Linked DNA regions of Homo sapiens: region 2 is linked to region 1. The links are chromatin contacts, found by Hi-C or POLR2A ChIA-PET in ENCODE. All regions are on one chromosome and are shown on one strand. Each heading gives the region's core, a stretch centred on a gene start or an enhancer-like site at or near the end of the contact. The rest is flanking DNA. Distances are from core to core; before and after follow the strand shown.

Evidence for each region. A loop is a pair of places that touch in the nucleus more often than their neighbours do. ChIA-PET counts read pairs that join two places held with the same protein, here RNA polymerase II (POLR2A). Pooled maps may share reads with other maps.
Region 2: a loop to region 1 is called in a pooled map, with 2.4 times the contacts of the local background. The contact joins two enhancer-like sites. A Hi-C loop is called at or near these places in 1 of 50 pooled maps. POLR2A ChIA-PET finds 5 or more read pairs at or near these places in 2 of 52 experiments (activated T-cell and activated naive CD8-positive, alpha-beta T cell).

What each region holds. Positions count from the first base shown.
Region 1 is chr2:151,839,226-151,843,430 of GRCh38, forward strand. It overlaps CACNB4 (calcium voltage-gated channel auxiliary subunit beta 4), which reads right to left. Exons shown (of 14, transcript NM_000726.5): 13 at 2,678-2,863; 14 at 1-154. Among named protein-coding and RNA genes, the nearest start is that of ARL5A, 13 kb to the left of the region's middle. Within about 2 kb of position 1,251, at least 3 of the 41 ENCODE cell types and tissues checked have a DNase peak (open chromatin) inside an H3K27ac peak, as active enhancers do.
Region 2 is chr2:151,728,387-151,732,591 of GRCh38, forward strand. NEB (nebulin) reads right to left here. Exons shown (of 182, transcript NM_001164508.2): 4 at 1,229-1,270. Among named protein-coding and RNA genes, the nearest start is that of NEB, 4.0 kb to the right of the region's middle. Within about 2 kb of position 2,010, at least 2 of the 41 ENCODE cell types and tissues checked have a DNase peak (open chromatin) inside an H3K27ac peak, as active enhancers do.

The DNA of each region.
Region 1 (4,205 bases), core at 1-2,500:
GGTAATGATCTCGGCTATGCTGAGAACTGGAAGACAAGCGGTTCCTACTCTTCCGAGCCCTTTCATTGTGATAATTTTCATCAGAGGTCATTAGACTTCGTCTTTCAATTGGAGAGTTCTCTGTGGAGTGGTTGCTGTGCCTCATTCGCTGACTCTAAAAATATCAGATAGTTCATTGATTAAATAATGTCAGCTTCATTCATCTAAACATGTAAATGTATGTAAAATCATAGGATCTGTACAATAAGATGCTAAATATCTGACTTAATAAGGCATCCTGATGCACCAATGATCTGCTTAGAATATCTGGTCTTATTTATTTGGGACACAACATGAAAAGATGCCAGAGTGTTGATAGTTTATGAGTTTAATTCCACAGTGCTGAATGACTATGCTTCCTATTACAAATGTAGAATTGAAAGCTAACTGTTAAATGGAACTTAATATATTTAGGAAGTTCTAATAATTCCATTTCTATTGCAAAAATGAAAATTATTTTACTATTGGGAAATAAAGTTCAGAATAGCATTTATTATTTCTCTCTTGAATTGATATAATCTTTCTCCTTCTAAAGTAACACACCTCACCTTGATCTAACTGAATATTCCTTATACCTTTTAAAAACATTTTAATAAAATTATTATTTGTGCTGTTCATAAAATAAAGTGTTTCTGCATCCTACATAAATGTAATAATCTTTCCAAGGGTGTATACAATAATTATGAAGCCAGCTAATTGATACATTTATAAATCTTGCTTCCTCAACTAAAATGTCCTGCAAAATAATCTTCCAATATAAACGAAATTCCTCTAATACCATTAATTGAAATTAGCATCTTAAGATACTTATTTGAAGGCTCAGAAAATGTTATTCAACATTTTTCTCCACTATGAGAAAACATTTATCTACTTGTGTCTACTGGTTTAGGTAGGTCACATCAGTTAAGGCACAGGATCCTGCTGAAACCATGGGCCCAGACACATCTCATCTAAAGTACACTCAGATTCAGGCAGAAGGAAATTCATTTGACAGGTCACAGACTGTGCCTTTAACCTCAGGTGCCTCACAATGAAGTGTCAATTGTTACTGGGAGAAGAAATAGGCCACAGAATAAAGGGCAACACATTAACTCATTAGTGAAACAGGGAGAACCACTCTAGGTGGATGTCTTAGCAGTGATGAGTCAAGATTGTTGTATTCAATATAAAAGTGCAACATTGCATTTCTACGTACATTACAGAAGTGTATTGCTTCATGCATCTATTTCTCATTCTGTAATGTACAATTCAGAGCCAATCCACACTAGTCAATAGTAATGTACACTCAGATCAGCCCATGGGAAGTGAAACAAGGCATGAAATAGTCCTAATGCATGCGTATGTGCTGTACATTACCACAGTACATTTTTCATGTTCATTTCTAGTTTCAAAAGCTATTCATTTGCATGACAGTTTTTCTGCTTACAAAGATGCAATTTTGTAACAGAGTAATACAGCTATAATAGCATTTCAGAGAGTGCCATTTATCTCAGAGTTAACTCTGTATGATCGACAATTAAGACTATCATTATAATCCATTAAAACAAAACTCATCATGATACAAGAGGGCTCAATTGACTACATGTTCCTCAGTTTGCTGCGGGTTTGGCCACATTCCAGCAGCTACTTGATGAATGGTAAATAATAATTGATGTAGAAAGGCAGGCTCATTTTGTACCATAAGGTCTCTGGTTCCCTATCTCTACCTCTGAGTGCAATACCAGAACAGCAGAAGGGAGAACCTCTTGATCCTGTGTTCGTCACCAGCTTCCCTAAAGGACACGTGCCACAGCCACTTACAAAGGTGGGCACCTGCACAGCCCCAAGAAAACTCAGGGATCAGTTACTGTTTCTGAACAGAGCAGCTCTACTTATATCCACATTGTCTTGTGCAAGGTAGAGAGCAGGCCTAGCAACCTGGGTGCGGCAGGATTAATTAAGGGCAGCTGAAAGGCCTATCTGCACCTATATATCTTACTTAGCTATTGTGTAATCCTTAAGAAGTGGCATTAAGAAGTAATGGAGGGGCCAGGAGTGGTGGCTCATGATGGTAATTTCAACATTTTGGGAGGCCAAGGCAGGAAGATTGCTTGAAGCCAGGAGTTTGAGATCATCCTGGGCAACAAAGTGAGACACTGACACTGTCTCTACAATTTTTTTTTTTTAATTATCCATGTGTGTGGTATGTGCCTGTAGTCCCAGCTATTTGGGAGGCTGAGGCAGCAGGACTGCATAAGCCCATGAGTCCAGGAATTTGAGGCTGTAGTGAGCTATGATCATATCACTGCATTCCAGCCTGAACAACAGAGTGAGACTATGTCTCTAAAAAAAAGTAATGGGCAGGTGCATTGAGTAGGCATTACGTTTGCCAGCAGAGTTTAGACATAGGAGGAGTTAATTTACCTAAGTAAAATCCACTGTAAATTCACAGACAGCATAATTCTCAGGAAATTGTCAGTCTCTGGGTAGTTTTCTCTAGGATAGATCATAATTAGATAATATTTAAGATTTTTAAATATAATGTGCACATAGTGTTCCCTCTTCAGATTAAGGATGACTCCAGTCTCCATCCTAATCAAGTTCCCATAGAATTTTACATGTAAGGTTGTAAAAAGCATGAGTGAAAAAGTGACAATACCTGTAACCCAGAAATTGCTGTGGGATATGGTGAGAGTGCCGTGGAGCCCAAATTCCTTCCCAGCAGCGGGGTCATGGGTGTGCTACTGGTTGTGTGGGTGGCACGCCAGTACGCCTCCAGGTACTCCCCTAGATGTTCACATGCATCCTCAAGCTGATTTTCATCCAATATAACATCAAACATTTCCTGTAGATGACAAGAAAATCCACTTTACTTCCATTTTAGGTTTTAGGCAATGAAACCTAAAATTCCACTTAACACAGATAATAGCATTTTTAATAGCTATTAGCTAAAATCAAATTTGAGGTGCTATATGGGCAGTTTCTAAAGTTAGGGTCAAGTGAAGAGTTACACAGTTATCCATGAACGAATGTAGACATTAATATAAAAATGAAAGTGTTCATTCAATATTTGGATCTTTTTTTTTTTTTTTTTTTTTTTTTTTTAAGACGGAGTCTCATTCTGTTGCCCAGGCTGAAATGCAATGGCACGATCTCGGCTCAATGCAACCTCTGTCCACTGAGTTCAAGCAATTCTCCTGCCTCAGCCTCCCAAGTAGCTGGGATTACAGGCGCCTGCCACTGCGTCCAGCTAATTTTTTTGTATTTTTTTTAGAAGAGATGGGGTTTCACCATCTTGGCCAGGCTGGTCTTGAACTCTTGACCTAGTGATCCACCTGCCTTGGCTCCCAAAGTGCTGGGATTACAGGCATGAGCCACAGCGCCCAGCCGGATTTTTCATTATTTAGAAAGAAAAAGATGAAGTAAGTGTAAATGTGTTACAGGTAAAATATGACAAAAACCCACGTGTATTCACATCTTTAGCCATGTATTCCTATAGAGCTGCACTCTACACACTTTGGAATATGAGAGAAGCAAGTTTGTGGCACTGAGAAGGGAGTTCTAGACATGTTTTGGGCAATGACCACATCAATGGAATAAACATTTTTTCTCCTAAGGTAACTATGTTGAAGGGAATAACATTTACTTAGGTAATTTTCAGAATGCTTGTGAAAATAACATTATCTGTTTTATGATAAAACAATAAGGAAAGAAAGTTTAGGATTAATAACAGAAAACCACATGGCAGTGGTTTCTGCTACCACAAGATCATTTTGTGAAATGGTTAAAAAAGAACAAGGGGTGTTTAGTTAGGGAAAGCAGGGGGTCACAAAAGAAGTATCTGCTGTCCACGTTTCGGACAGTAAGGCCATTGTTCAACATCTGGTCTGTACTCAGGAAGTTGTTCTGTTCCAGAGGAGCAGGGTGGCCCCCCTGTCATTGCAGTGTGGCTGGGAACACAGACAGGATATACCCCAGACATATACTCTTCAGAGGGAAACCAGAAAACTTTGGCACCACACAAAGAGAAAAGTCATTCCACAGGTAAGTGTTAGCACATCTCAACTTTCTTTCTTTCTTTCTTTTTCTTTGAGACAGTGTTGCTCTGTGGCCCAGGCCAGGGTGCACTGGAGCAAACACAACTCACTGCAGCCTGGAACACCTGGGCTCTAGCGATCCTCCCACCT
Region 2 (4,205 bases), core at 760-3,259, 110 kb before region 1:
GATTTAGGCATTCTCCACTGTAGTAGGAGACAAAGAATAATGAACTTTAAAAAAATGAATCGCATCAATATTATAAGAGATTTTCATTCCCTTGGCTTAGTCAGTTAATTAATGTGAACCGGAGTGCCATTTACACTAATAAATGCTTAGGTGGACAAGAATAATGATGACAACATAATGGGGTAATTATCCTCACAACAGTCCTATCTACGTAGTAGGTGAGAAATTACTATTTCTTACAGCAGGCTGTAGTGGAAGACACTAAGACCCAAAGTTTGGGTCTAATCCAAGGTTAAAAATAATGCATGTAAGAAAAAAAGATAAGCAGCCAACTCTTCAATCCATTTCACAGTATCCTTCCCTTCACAGCTAATATCATCTGTACCAAAGAATTCTAGCATCAATTATGAAAAGAGAACCTAGTAAGGAAATTGTACATTTACAAAAACCCCCTCTAGTGTTGTCACATCATTGCTAATAGGTTGTTTTCTGCCCATGATTACCTAGGCATGGTTGACTGTGAGAGACTAACCAAATTACAGCATCTACAGATACTAGTTTTTATGCAGTCACAGGCTCTCTGAACAAGCTTCAGGATTAACCATCCATATCACTGTTTGTCATGCTCAAAGAGAAACAGCTGCATGCAGAAAATAAAGCATGAGAGAGGTATTTCACCTTGAAAAAAAAAAGAGCTTGAACGTGGAATATTTATGGTAATAGGTTATTTAGAATTGCTAATGTGCTAAAATCTGAGTAGCATTTCAATGCATCATCAGGGACGAAGCCCTGGAGACACCATCCCTGGTGGCAGAGATGGTGTCCTACAAGTTATAACTCCACACAGTAAAACTGCTTGTCCCTATGCCAATCACAAAGCCAAGGCTCCTTGGCTTGTTGTCACCATCCCTCCTGCTGCTGTTGGAGAATGGTGATAGCCACTGACATTATTCTAATTAGCTTCATCTACACAAAAATATCACACAGAAGAAATAGGGGGAACCACCCCCTGCCATCTTGCGTTTTTTGAATAGGAAAAAAAGGTGAAATAATCCATCAAACAGGTAATGTTTGTGCTTTCACACCAGCTTCTGGGCACAGGTAGGTGAGTGATCCTCTGTCAGATAATCCCTTTTGCCATCTTTGTGGCCCTGGGAGTCTAAGAAAGGAGAAAGCTCTTCCTGCTTTAATGAGAATGCAGTTTATGCAGCTGTGGGCTGGGCCTTACCTCTCCCGGCACCTCTTCGTAAACCACTTCTTCTGTGTAGTACTGTAAATAGAGCACAAAGGCATTGGCAAGAGAACCAAAGCAGAAACCACCTCTCCTCTGCCTCAGCTGAACCACTTAGGTGACTGCACTAGCTCGGTTGATTTGGAATGTCTGTGGGAAAGGGGTAGGTGAGGGAGCCTGTTCATATTTTGGAACCCATCTTCACTTTGTAATACTTCAGGAAAGCTAAAGTGAATGCCATCCAAATGGACAAAGAGATGCAGAGGGCTGAGAAAAATGTATGAGGCTGTTTTTTAATCAAGAGAAGCTATTTTACTTTACTGGGACATGGAAATTTTTTTCTTATGGTCCCCAAGATAGAATTTGCTGAGAAGAGAATACAATAAGAAGATCCTGAGTGTGTGGGTTGGGCAGAGAGGAACTGTGATAAAACTCACTGTTTGCAAACTAACAATAAACTAAAACAGAAACTCGAGTGTGAATACATTTTTAAATGGATTGCATCATGGAAATAATAAGATCCCAAGGTATATCCACATCTCAATTATTCCTATACCCTCCTGATTAGTAAGTAATAAGTTTCTTCTGGAGTGATGGGTGAGTCCCTTTCAATAGTGTGATTGTCCTAAACAGAGTGGTGCTAATATGAAAACTGGTAAATGCCAAGTAATGAAGGGGAAAATGAGAAGATTCTTCATCACAAAGTGTGGGAAAGGTAGGCTGCAATTTGCCATAGTGGCTCTGAGGTCATCATGGCCTGCATGATGGATCTGCAGCCTGGATCTGAAACCAAGTCTACTTTTGTTCTACTTCTGACATCACCAGCAATAAATAGATGCAGAAAGGAACTGGTTGACACTTGGTTTCAGATGTGTAAGGAGAGAGGAATCCTGTCCTTAGCCTCACCCTGCTCTGTAGGGTGAACAGAAGGAGAGGCTCGTTTAGGCCAAGCACATGAGGAAAGGGATAAAGATGAAACACTTGGCTCATTTCTTAGTGAAAAAAAAAAAAAAAAAAAAAGGATGTAAAACACTTTATGCTTCCTTTTTCTTATCTTTAACACCAAAACATACAGCACTCAAGGGAAGGGAAAACATTAAGATGCAAAATTTCCCTCAATGGCCTGCATTCTTTTCAGTGAAGTGTCATCAAATTACTTAACCATTGTCAGTAGGCCGCCTGTGCTATTTCACCTGCGTTAACAATCGTCTAGAACTTGCCTAATGTTCCTCATTCTTGTGCTTTCTTTACTCTTGAGCTATTGTTTTAATTTAAAATCTAATTCTGCCTGTATGTCGTTACACATAGCAACAAAAATCACAAGCACTGACAGGACAGAGATTTGCTTTTTTACAGTTGTGACTTTTCAGCACATGAGAAATATCATTTGGACACTAGAAAATATTGTTTGATGCTGACGCCACATAGAGTCATTCCTCCAGTCACACAAAACATCAGTGGCTTCAGAAGAAATATTAAAATAAAATGGAAGATTCACAACTATTTTGGATTTTCTCAGCATCCAAGTTTAAAAGCAGCTCCTTGGAAACCATTCAATTTTACCTTTGCTGGGCTCTCACCATTGGTAAATCCATCTTAGAAATACGCTTATAAAAGAGGCAACATTATTTAAATGGTTGGCATTAACTTGTATGCCAAATCTCACTCTTTTTTTAGAGCTGTGCCACTAATTAGATAGTGCATCCTTGCTTCTCTCTCTTTCTTTTCAAGTTTAAGTTAGAGTAGAGAGAACAGTAAAACTTTATTTCAGATGTCCAAGATCCCAAGGAGATATATTTTTAAAGCCAGTTCTTCTCTGTTTTCTGCATATTTTTAAAGCTAGTTCCTCTCTGTTTTCTAAAATCTTCCCTGGCCATTTTTTCGAATGCACCACCCTCTTATGCTCATGATCTTTTTTGAGGTCAAAGAGATCTCAGTTCAATACTTTCTGGCAGGCAGTCTATTCGTTTATCACCTGCTGGTCAGACACAGATGCTGTAATGGGAACAAAATGGTAGGGATGGGATGTCTAAAAATAGCCACCTCCTTTTTTATGACATCTAGTTGAATCAATCAAGTCTAGCACTAAGGACAATTTCCAGTGGCAAAGGTACACAATTATTTTAAGAAAGACAAGGGATATTTAAGTTGGAGAGTAAAAACTGTTACTGGCATTATTATCATAGGGAAGACAATTTAATTTATAATTGTATTAGTGTTTGACAGTGATATTTCTGACCCTTAGGTACATAAGTAAAATGCACACTAGTGATAATATCAGCATGAAAGATGTGGTATCAGCATTTAAGCCAGAGAGGCTGAGTGTTACATTGTACGAGATTCATTCTATTTTTTCCCTCATATCCTTCAGTAATAAAAGCTATTTTATTTGTAGAATAAATAAAATTTTCTTCATCTAAATATAGACTGGTCACTAAAATAATTTTCCAAAGAGAAATTTTGGCACTGCCACCTAAAATTTGGTTCTGGGTAGCTCTTACAGTTAATTTCAGTCTTATTAAAAAGCACAGATTTTCAAAACTGCCTCCAAGTGCCTTAGGCATTTGGAGATTTTCATGTGTTTAGATCATCATCATTAATTGGTAATTATTAAGCACATTCAGATTCATGGCACTGTATTTATGTGCATTATAGTTCCAAGCCTTTAGATTTTATTTCTAGAATGTGAAGCTAAAGGCAAGAGCCGGTGAGGAAAAACCGTAAGATGATAAAAACAAAAGGATGTAAAATAAATATAAAATAAATGATTAACAGCTTTGTAAAATGTGTTAGATGTCCACTAATAATTGGAAGGAAAATTTTCAAGATACCCACTATAGTCTTTGTTCTTATTCAAAATTCAAAAGCAAAAGCTAGTCTTGTTGACTTGGGTAAATATAATGAAGTTGGTAGGAAGGTGTGGCTCCAACAATCGCTGTGACCTTCATGCCTTTATTTATATTTGCTTGTATGT